2 separate regions of the Homo sapiens genome follow, and region 2 is linked to region 1. The links are chromatin loops, found by intact Hi-C in ENCODE. Cell type or tissue: heart right ventricle. All regions are shown on one strand. Each heading gives the region's core, and the rest is flanking DNA. Links, peaks and the distances in the headings are about the cores only.

Region 1 (4,384 bases), core at 129-4,128:
TCTCCCACACCCGGCTGGCTCAGTCCACCTTAAAGCCCAGAACCTGTACAAAACCTCATGGAGGGCACCCTGAGCTGGTGCCGGGAGGCCTCTGTGTCCTCATCTGCAGTTCTAAAGCCGTGTGACAGGATGATCGAGCATCCAGGCGCCTTCCACACCTCCACTTCTGTCCTGTGTTAATCTAACTTTATGGCGGAGGGGCCCCTGGGGGGGTCTCTGAACCAAAGGTGGGATAATTAGACTGAGCAGAGGAAAGCCACGGTTTTTGGTTAAGAGTGTTTTCATCCTTTCTGTGTTACTTGTTTTTTAAATCTGAGTTAACTACTAATTGCTCCTCGGTATAAATCAAGCTTATGAAGCCAGAGTCCCGTGCACGGGTCCTGTTCTGCCATGGTGTGTCGCTGCGATGCGTGAAGGAGATCCTCACTGTTTCACACTCCGTTGTCATTTCAATAGATCACCTTGATGCCAAAAAGGCGGGGGAGCTCTCCACCCTGTTTGACGTGGGCGGAATCTTTGGTGAGTTCATTAAGACTTGTTCTGCTGCAACAATAATTTCGCAAGGCGCATGATCTCTGAGTTGATTCACTGCTCAGGGGAACAGGGTTCCCCAAGGTCTCATATCCCCTGAGTGGGCCCAGCCCAAGAGGGTCAGGCCGTCACCTGGGGGTGGTTTTATTGTCTCCCGTCCCTCCCCAGGGCCCTGACTCTGCACTTGAACAGCTTCCCTCAGAAATAGCATGCCAGCTGGACTCAGGGGCTCATGCCTGTTATCCAGCACTGTGGGATGCTGAGTTGGGAGGATCGCTTGAGGTCTTCTTGTTATGAAGACCAACCCAGGCAACATAACAAGACCCCTCTCTACAAAAAAAAAAAAAAAAGCATAGCTGGGTGTGGTGGCTCGAGCCTGTGGTTCCAGCCTTGGGAGGCTAGGATGGGAGAATGGCTTGAGTCTGGGAGGTTGAGGCTGCAGTGAGCCATGATCATGCCATTGTGCTCCAGCCTGGGTGACAGAGTGAGACCCCATCTCAAAACTAAAACAAAAAAAGCAGCAGCATGTCTCCTGGGCAGGTGACAGACTGGCCACCTTAGTACCTTGATAGGTAAAGGGGCTTCGAGGCTGGCCTAAAACCTGAACCTGCAGATGTCTCCAAGACTCTCACATCTGACCACAACCAATGGAGGCCTGTGGGGAGGTCAGGGCTGTGAGAAGGCTGCCTGCCCGTGATGCATGGAGAGAGGGGCTTGGGAAAGGAGGAGGCCGTTCTCCGAGCTCCTGCAGTTCTGCTTCCTCCCCGTGGGCTCATGCCCTGGGACGTCAGTGCCTGAAGCCCGCCTCTCCGTTGCAGGTGGGATCCTGGCAGGTGTGATCTCAGACCGACTGGAGAAAAGGGCCTCCACCTGCGGCCTGATGCTGCTGCTCGCGGCCCCCACGGTCAGCCGTGCTGCCTTCCCTGGGCCCCAAAGCCTGCAGACAGTCCCCCACTGTCCTCCTCGCCAGCCAGCATCCTTCCATCTGGCCCGTGCTCCACTTTCCTGACAAGCCCGCTTCATTCCCTCTCATGCCTCCTGTCCCCCGACCCCTCCCTTGGCACCTGCAGGCCTCCACCAGGCTCCCTCTGCCACGTGCACAGCTGCTGCTGGTTTAGCATGGGCCGCGCGCAAGCTGCTCCTCTCTTTGGGGTGCCCCCTTGCCCCAGACAAGCTCCTGCCCATCCTTTGGGATCCGCAACACCTCCCCAACCTCTTAGGCATCGTTGACACCTCCCGTCATGATGCATGGTGCATAGTGCTTTTCAGGCATTTCGTAGCTCCTGACCTTGGGCTGTGACACCCCCCTCTATGCCCCAGTTCCCTCATCTGGAAAATGGGACGTCAGTATCACCACCTTGCAGTGGGTTAGAAACAATGCACATGGTTACTGTTTTTATCATCGTAACATTAGAGGTAACAGGCTTGTCAGTGGACGCTGTAGCTCTGCGCGTCTGCCCCTCCGCTAGCCCCAGAACAAGGCCTGGCTTTCAGCCATCTTGGGGTTCTGGACATGGCCCAACACAGAACATGAAAGAATGCTGAGTGAAGAAATGCTTGGGTGGGCCCCTTGCTGCCACTGGGGGGTGGGCAGCCTGAGGACTTGGCAGTCAGACTCGCAAATCAGGAGCTCAAGAAGGCAGCCCCTTGGCTGGGTAGGAGCTCAGGAAGGCTGCCCTTGGCTGGGGGTGTAAGGTGGGAGCACCCTGCAGACTTCCCCAGGTCGCCTGGGGTGCTTGGTCCAAAGCCCTCGTGGTGGGGACAAGGCTCAGTACCTGAGACGGGAGGGGGCGTGGCCGTCACGCTTTTTTAGGGGTTTCCACTCTTGGGATGGCTGCCTGAGAATCACCCGCCGGGTTTTTGAGAAGTAGATTTCCAGCAATCTCGCACTGCTTGCAGCCAGCCATGGCTTTGACCTTGTGTCTTGATGTCCACAGCTCTACATCTTCTCCACCGTCAGCAAGATGGGGCTTGAGGCCACCATCGGTGAGTATGGAGGCCTTCCTGCTTTTCTTCCACACACGTTTTTAAAGTTCACACAGCTGGCAAGATGAAATACTAAAATCAACAGGCGCATTGAGCTGGTTTAACTGGAGCACATGGTGTGGCTAAAATTGTCCGTGTCCTCCTTTGGGCAAGACCATCTGGAGAGGCCGGGGTCTCCTCTCCCCAGTGCGAGGCTTGCCATTCTGTGGGTTTCACTGTGAGCTGGAAGTGTGCAAGCCTGGTCTGGGGCAGTGGCCCTGGGCACTCAGTGGAGAAGCCAGATGTGACCTTGAGGGCAGCCCCTCCTGGGGCCTTGGTGGGGCTGGCGGGGCTGCAGCAGCCTGCGACCTGCCACCTGCACCCTGCACCCCTGGTGGTGAGAGCAGCTCAGGCTGGCTCTTGGGCCACGTCAGGTAGCCAGGAACCTGGCGGTGTGACCTGAACAGGGTCCGGCCAGGAGCCAGGGCAGGTGGCCCCCCAGCCACCTCCTCCCAGCTTTGTCAGCTGCCCCTCCAGGAGCGGTTGCGTAACCTTGGAGGACTATTTTGAACACCCTGCAGGCAGCGCTATCAAACTATGCCTCCAGCACTTAGAAGTATGCTTTCTGTCCTAATGAGCCAGCAGTGGGGATGTGTGGTCCCCTTAAATGTTATCCAGAAGGCAGCTTGCCCACAGGAGAGGAAGCGGAATTTCCTGTGACCCCCCCTCAGGCCAGAAGCTTCCTCACCTGAGTGTGAGCCTAGAGGAGAGTTTAGGAAATGACCTGGTCCGGAGAGAGGGTGGGGGTCTGCCCTCAGCGAGCACCACAGCAGCTGTGGGTGAGGAGAGGAAGGCCTTTCTGCTGCAGATGAAGCAGGGGTCAGCCCAGGCCCAGGGTCCGGCCTGTGATCGCTCCCTCATGGTGGCAGCTGCTGCCCTTCGAGGGTGGATGAGCCTGAGTCTTAGGGAGGGTATGATTTGCTTTAGCTCCTCACTAGACAAGTTTAGAGGAAGCTGTTTCTGCTGCATCCCCTCCCTGTGCTCCCCAGGCGCCCACCTCAGGCTGCTCCTATGCATGCGGGGCTCTCTGGAGGGCACATTTCCATTCTTTGCCCCTCTGCCTCCCACAGCCATGCTGCTGCTCAGCGGAGCCCTGGTCAGTGGGCCCTACACACTCATCACCACCGCCGTCTCCGCCGACCTGGTGAGTAGAACCGGGAGAGACACCAGCCCTGTGGGCACCCTGCCATGTGCCATTCATGACAAAAGTGGCCTCCATTACTGTTAGTAAAACTGCATTTGCAGAAGCACGTTTTTGGCAGCTCACCTACACCTGTGGTCTCCAGCCTTCCCGCACCTGCCCCGCTGCTCACCCTTCTCCTAAAATCATGGGCAGGTTGGTGCAAAACTCACCGTTCAGCACAACAAAAGGCTCTTGGGCGCCATCCTCATGACTCAGGCGCCTTTTCAATCCAAGGGGGCAGGGGAGAGGTCCTGTCCTGGACGCCTCTGCAGAGAGAGAGGGGCCACGAAGAGGCGCTGGGGGATTCGGCCCTTCTCATCCAGGTACCATGCCCTGCCTTGGTCACCTTTGTATTGGACGTGTCCTGAAACTGCCTGAGTGTGCGTGAGCATGCAGACTTGTGTCTACATGGGCATGGAAAATTCTGGAAGGATCCACATCAGACCATTAGCAATGGTCAGCCTTCACGGGGTAGAGGCAGAGGAGAGACTTTCACTTATTTTTTAGACTTCAAAATACGTAGGTTCTGGATGATTTTCATATTGTGTGTTCTTTATTTTATATACATATTACGTGCATATACAAGCATTTATTTTTTTGAACGCTGGTTCATTTTTATAGTTTTAGGCTTCTAGGCACTGTTTC
Region 2 (4,384 bases), core at 113-4,112, 390 kb before region 1:
ATATTTTCTAATTGCCTTTGTAATTTGTTCTTTAGCCTATGGGCTATTTAAATGTGTGTTATAATTTCCAAATACTTGAAAGATTTTTCACATATTTTTCTCTTATTGATTCCTAGTTTAATTATCTTATGGTTAAAAAACAAATACTACATAATTCAAACCACTTTACCTTTATTATGATTTGTTTAATGGCCTGGGATATGGTCTATCTTGGTAAGCATGCTACATGTACTTGGAAAGAATGTGTATTTATTTGTCAGTAGTTGGGTGGAGTGTCAGTAATTGTGAACTGGGCAAGCAGGTTGATAGTGGCTAGTACTTTGTTCCTGAGTAAGGAACATATTCTTACTAACTTCCTGTCTACTTGTTCTATCAATTACTGAGAAGAATGTTTAATTGCCAACTCTAATTGCTGATTTGTCTGTTCCTTCTTTGAGATCTGTCAGCTTTTCCTTTATGTATTTTTGGAGTTCTATAATTAGGTACATTCACATTTAGAATTGTTATATCCTCATAATACTTTTCTTCCTTTATCATTCTGAAATGTCCCTCCCTATCCCTGGTAATATTCCTTGTTCTAAAGTCTACTTTGCCTGATGTTAACATAGCTATGCCAGCTAATTTCATGCCTAGTATATGCATGGCATATTTTTTCTCATGTTTTTAATCTTTAATCTATCTGTGTCATTATGTGGATTTAAAGTCAGTTTCTTGTAGACAGCATAAATCTGGGCCCTGCTTTCTTGTCCAGTTTGACAGTCTTTGTCTTTTAATTGCAGTGCTTAGCCCGTTTATATGTGAGATAATTTGGGTGTGGTTGAGTTTAAGTCTACTATCTTGTAATTTGCTTCATTTGTCCCATCATTTACTTGTTTCTTTTTCCTTTTTTCCTCTCCTATTTTGATCAATTGAATATTCAGTATTTTTTTTAAATCATGGTAAAATACCCATAACCTAAAATTTAAATTGAGTGTTTTTTAGTGTTTCATTTTATCGCCAAAACTGGCTCGTTGGTTGTACTTTTTTTGTTATTTAGTGGTCGCTCTGTTGCTTTTTAGTATCAGGCTCTAGGGCATCTTCATTTGTCACAGGCCATCTCCAAATCACAGGACACCTCTTCCCCATGTAGCATAAGAACCTTACAACTATAACTGTGTACTTTCATTTCCCCACCCTCCCTTTGTATTATTGTTTTCATACATTTTACTTTTACACATGTAGGATACACATGAGCCCTACAATACATTCCACATCATTTTTAAGCACTTCTTTTACGATCACAACTTAACAGAAAAGTAATTTTTAAATACAAATATCATTAACATAAGATGTCAAAATGACACAGCAACTACATGGCTTCTTCCTCTTGCTTCTAGAATGTACTGTTTGTACTTCAGTTGCAGCATTTTTATGCTGTTATTATTTATTTGTCTTTCTCTTGCATTAGACAATAAGGCCCTTGAGAGTAGAAACAATATCTATTCATCTCGTAACTTTAGCACAATGCTTGGCACTTGGCGGGAGGTCAACAAATGTTGTACCATCACGGATTTCCTGACTGTCCAAGTGACTGACTGACTGAATGAAGGAATGATGAGCCTGCGGAAACACACATACCACACGCAGGTTGGGGCAGGCTCTAGCACACGCAACCAGATAAGCACCCGCCCCCTTGATAACTTTTATGTGCGCCTCCTCCCCTCTGTCCTCACCTCTCAATGTTCAGCTTCTCATTTAAAATTTGGCAAGAGGAAAGAGGAAATCATGGACCATCAAAGAGTGCCTTAAAGAGAATAGACTTTTAAAAGTCACAAATAGGACTCAGGTGGACCCTAAGTTTGGCTGCCTGCCAGGAGCTGCTGAACGTGGCCCTGTTGGGTGCGTCATTGTGTCTGGAGGCCTTGGGTGTGTCTGTATTGTGAACAAATGTGACTGTGGGTGAGGTCTGGAAACAGAGAGTGGGTCACTCTGGATCCGTGTTCTAGCTGGGCCTGGAAACTGTCCCAGAGCCCATGCTTGCTCCTGATCTCATTGGGCAAACTGAGACATCTTAGCAGCAGCACCAACTGCAAATCATTCTCTGCAACTAAAGCGGAGCATTGAGTGCTTAATAATGTGGGTGTTAATTGTTTGGGATATAAAAATTTCATGCCTAGAGCTTTAAAGTTGTACCCCAAATGCTTTCTAAAGCGGTTGTGTGCCTCAGGAATAGTTAAAGCTGCCTCACAGTGTACAACAGTGTTCTCAGTTCTAAAAATGAGGATGTGGAAGTATTTCTCTTCTAGCATTTTGAGTTCAGAACAATGATAGCATTATGTTATACTTCACTCTGCTTTACTGACCTTTCTCTAATTTTTTAATCCTTGAATTGTTGGAATGATTAGAAAAATGTTCACAACGTGCTTTAATAAAAGTTTCTACATAAATAAACAAAAAACCAAAAATAATAAAATAATACTCTCCCCCTCCCCAGCTAGTTTTTTTTTTTTTTTTTTTTTTTTCCAAGACAGAGTATCACTCTGTTGCCCAGGCTGGAGTGCAGTGGCGTGATCTCGGGTCACTGCAACCTCCCCCTCCCGGGTTCAAGAGATTCTCCTGCCTCATCCTCCCGTGTAGCTAGGACTACAGGCGCCCGCCACCAGGTCTGGCTAATTTTTGCATTTTTAATAGAGACGGGGTTTCACCGAGTTAGCCAGGATGACCTCGATTTCCTGACCTCAGGTGATCCGCCTGCCTCGGCCTCCCAAAGTGCTGGGATTACAGGTGTAAGCCACTGTGCCCAGCCCCCAGCTAGTTTTAACTTTCTATTGAAGACGACTTATTTCATAGAGGGATCTTTAAGGTATATATAACATTATTTAAAAAGCTAAAGAATTTTCTTTCAAATGTAAAATTAAAATTAAGTTCAACAGCCTTCCTGTTTCATTTATTGAGCACGGATTTCTTTTGCATTTTTGATGGGGAGAGGTGGGTTTTGTCATCCGTGACTCTGATAGAAGACCGATGGGGTGACTTGCTTGAAGGGAGGCAGGAAAGTCTCCGCCAAGTGATCAGCATTTGCTCTCAACGTGCTTCTGTGTTTCCCACACGTGTATGGATCGGACTCATGTAGAAATGCCTCCTGCCACTGCATCACGGAACCAGCAAGGCCTTGAAGGCCACGCGCCACGGCGCTTCAGGCGTTCTTTTGTAGCCCAGCGGCCTGCTGTGCAGTGATCCAAGTGGAGTCGCAGGTAGTAGCAGTGGGGCAGGGCTCATGGCTCTGCCTCTTACCACCTCCCCGTTGTTCTCCCGAGACTTGGGCAGTGGGCGGTGGAGAACCACTGACCTCGGCTACTGCCTTCATTTAAACAAGGGGAAACTGTGGCTCTGTGAGCTTCCGTGGCCTGCCAAGGTCCCATGCACCCCTCCCTCGACCCTTGCCGAGACAGAGCTGGCCTCGATGGGGGTCTTCTGACTCCTGGGCCAGCGTGGTCTCCCTTGCACCCGCATTCTCGGAGAGGGCAGCAGTGGCGGTGTGGAGGAGAGGGCATGCCTTGAGAAGCGCCGGCACCTCTGAGCACGTGGGTGAGACCCCGGCCAGCTGAGCAGAGGTGACCCGCTGAATTAGTGGCCAGGGCTGCCAGCATCCAGGGGGTGTTGGGACCCGGAACCTCTCTGAGCTTGAAGGCTAAGGCTAGGATCCCGCGAGTAAGCCTGTTCTCGGTCCATTTGGGCCCTGGCCGGTGTGGAGACGTGCCAGGTGTGATGGCACGGGAGAGGGGACCTCTCGTTTAGAGGTTGCCCAGGGAATGGCAGTGAGCCCAGGAGATCCTCCAAGGGGAATCGGGACAGGACTTTTTCCGCAGAAAACACCCCATGTGGCTCATCAAAGAGGAGAGGCAACCCATCTGTTCCAGAACATTCCAGATCATCATTTAAGACCCCCAATGACTCTATCACAGAAGATAGGGTCAGTATCTCCTTTGCCTTTAAAGAGGTCATCACCCCTAGAGCTTAGAGTTTTCTAGAAGTGTTCAGCCTGATTCAACCAATTCAAAAACTACTCTAAGAAAGCAAACCAGGTATTGTTTTAGAAGTTCCATGAACTCTTCCAAAATGATCAGGTACCATTTAGTTAATGACTACTCTGGAGTATTTAATGACATTCCAGCACCTGAGAACGTTGGTTTCATCTCATAACACTCGCTAAAATGTGTGTTGGTGGGAGAGAGAAGGAGAGAGACACAGAGAGCTAGTTTGGAGAAATAATGTATAAATGCAAAGGTTTCTCTACACCTCTAAAATGCTGCTCATTCCTCTCTCGGTGGCCTGAATTAACAGCCAGTTCTGTTTCTATTTTGGGGAATTATTAGCTGTAGTTTCTTTAAAATGCCGTTTATCA

What was found. A loop is a pair of places that touch in the nucleus more often than their neighbours do. Peaks named below come from ENCODE experiments on the same cell type or tissue, not always from the same donor. Only the 100,000 strongest peaks of a DNase experiment are listed, where the experiment ranks them.
Region 2: a loop joins it to region 1, with 4 times the contacts of the local background. A loop is called at or near these places in 1 of 110 quality-filtered maps.

What each region holds. Positions count from the first base shown.
Region 1 is chr21:42,563,359-42,567,742 of GRCh38, forward strand. It overlaps SLC37A1 (solute carrier family 37 member 1), which reads left to right. Exons shown (of 20, transcript NM_001320537.2): 13 at 457-519; 14 at 1,350-1,435; 15 at 2,469-2,517; 16 at 3,627-3,700. Among named protein-coding and RNA genes, the nearest start is that of LINC01671, 50 kb to the right of the region's middle. RefSeq lists an enhancer at 2,334-3,254. In heart right ventricle, for the core only: no CTCF peak of the experiment used is centred there; no DNase peak of the experiment used is centred there.
Region 2 is chr21:42,169,652-42,174,035 of GRCh38, forward strand. No RefSeq gene overlaps it. Among named protein-coding and RNA genes, the nearest start is that of ABCG1, 47 kb to the right of the region's middle. In heart right ventricle, for the core only: no CTCF peak of the experiment used is centred there; DNase peaks (open chromatin) are centred at 1,546 and 1,910; H3K27ac peaks cover 1,179 bases.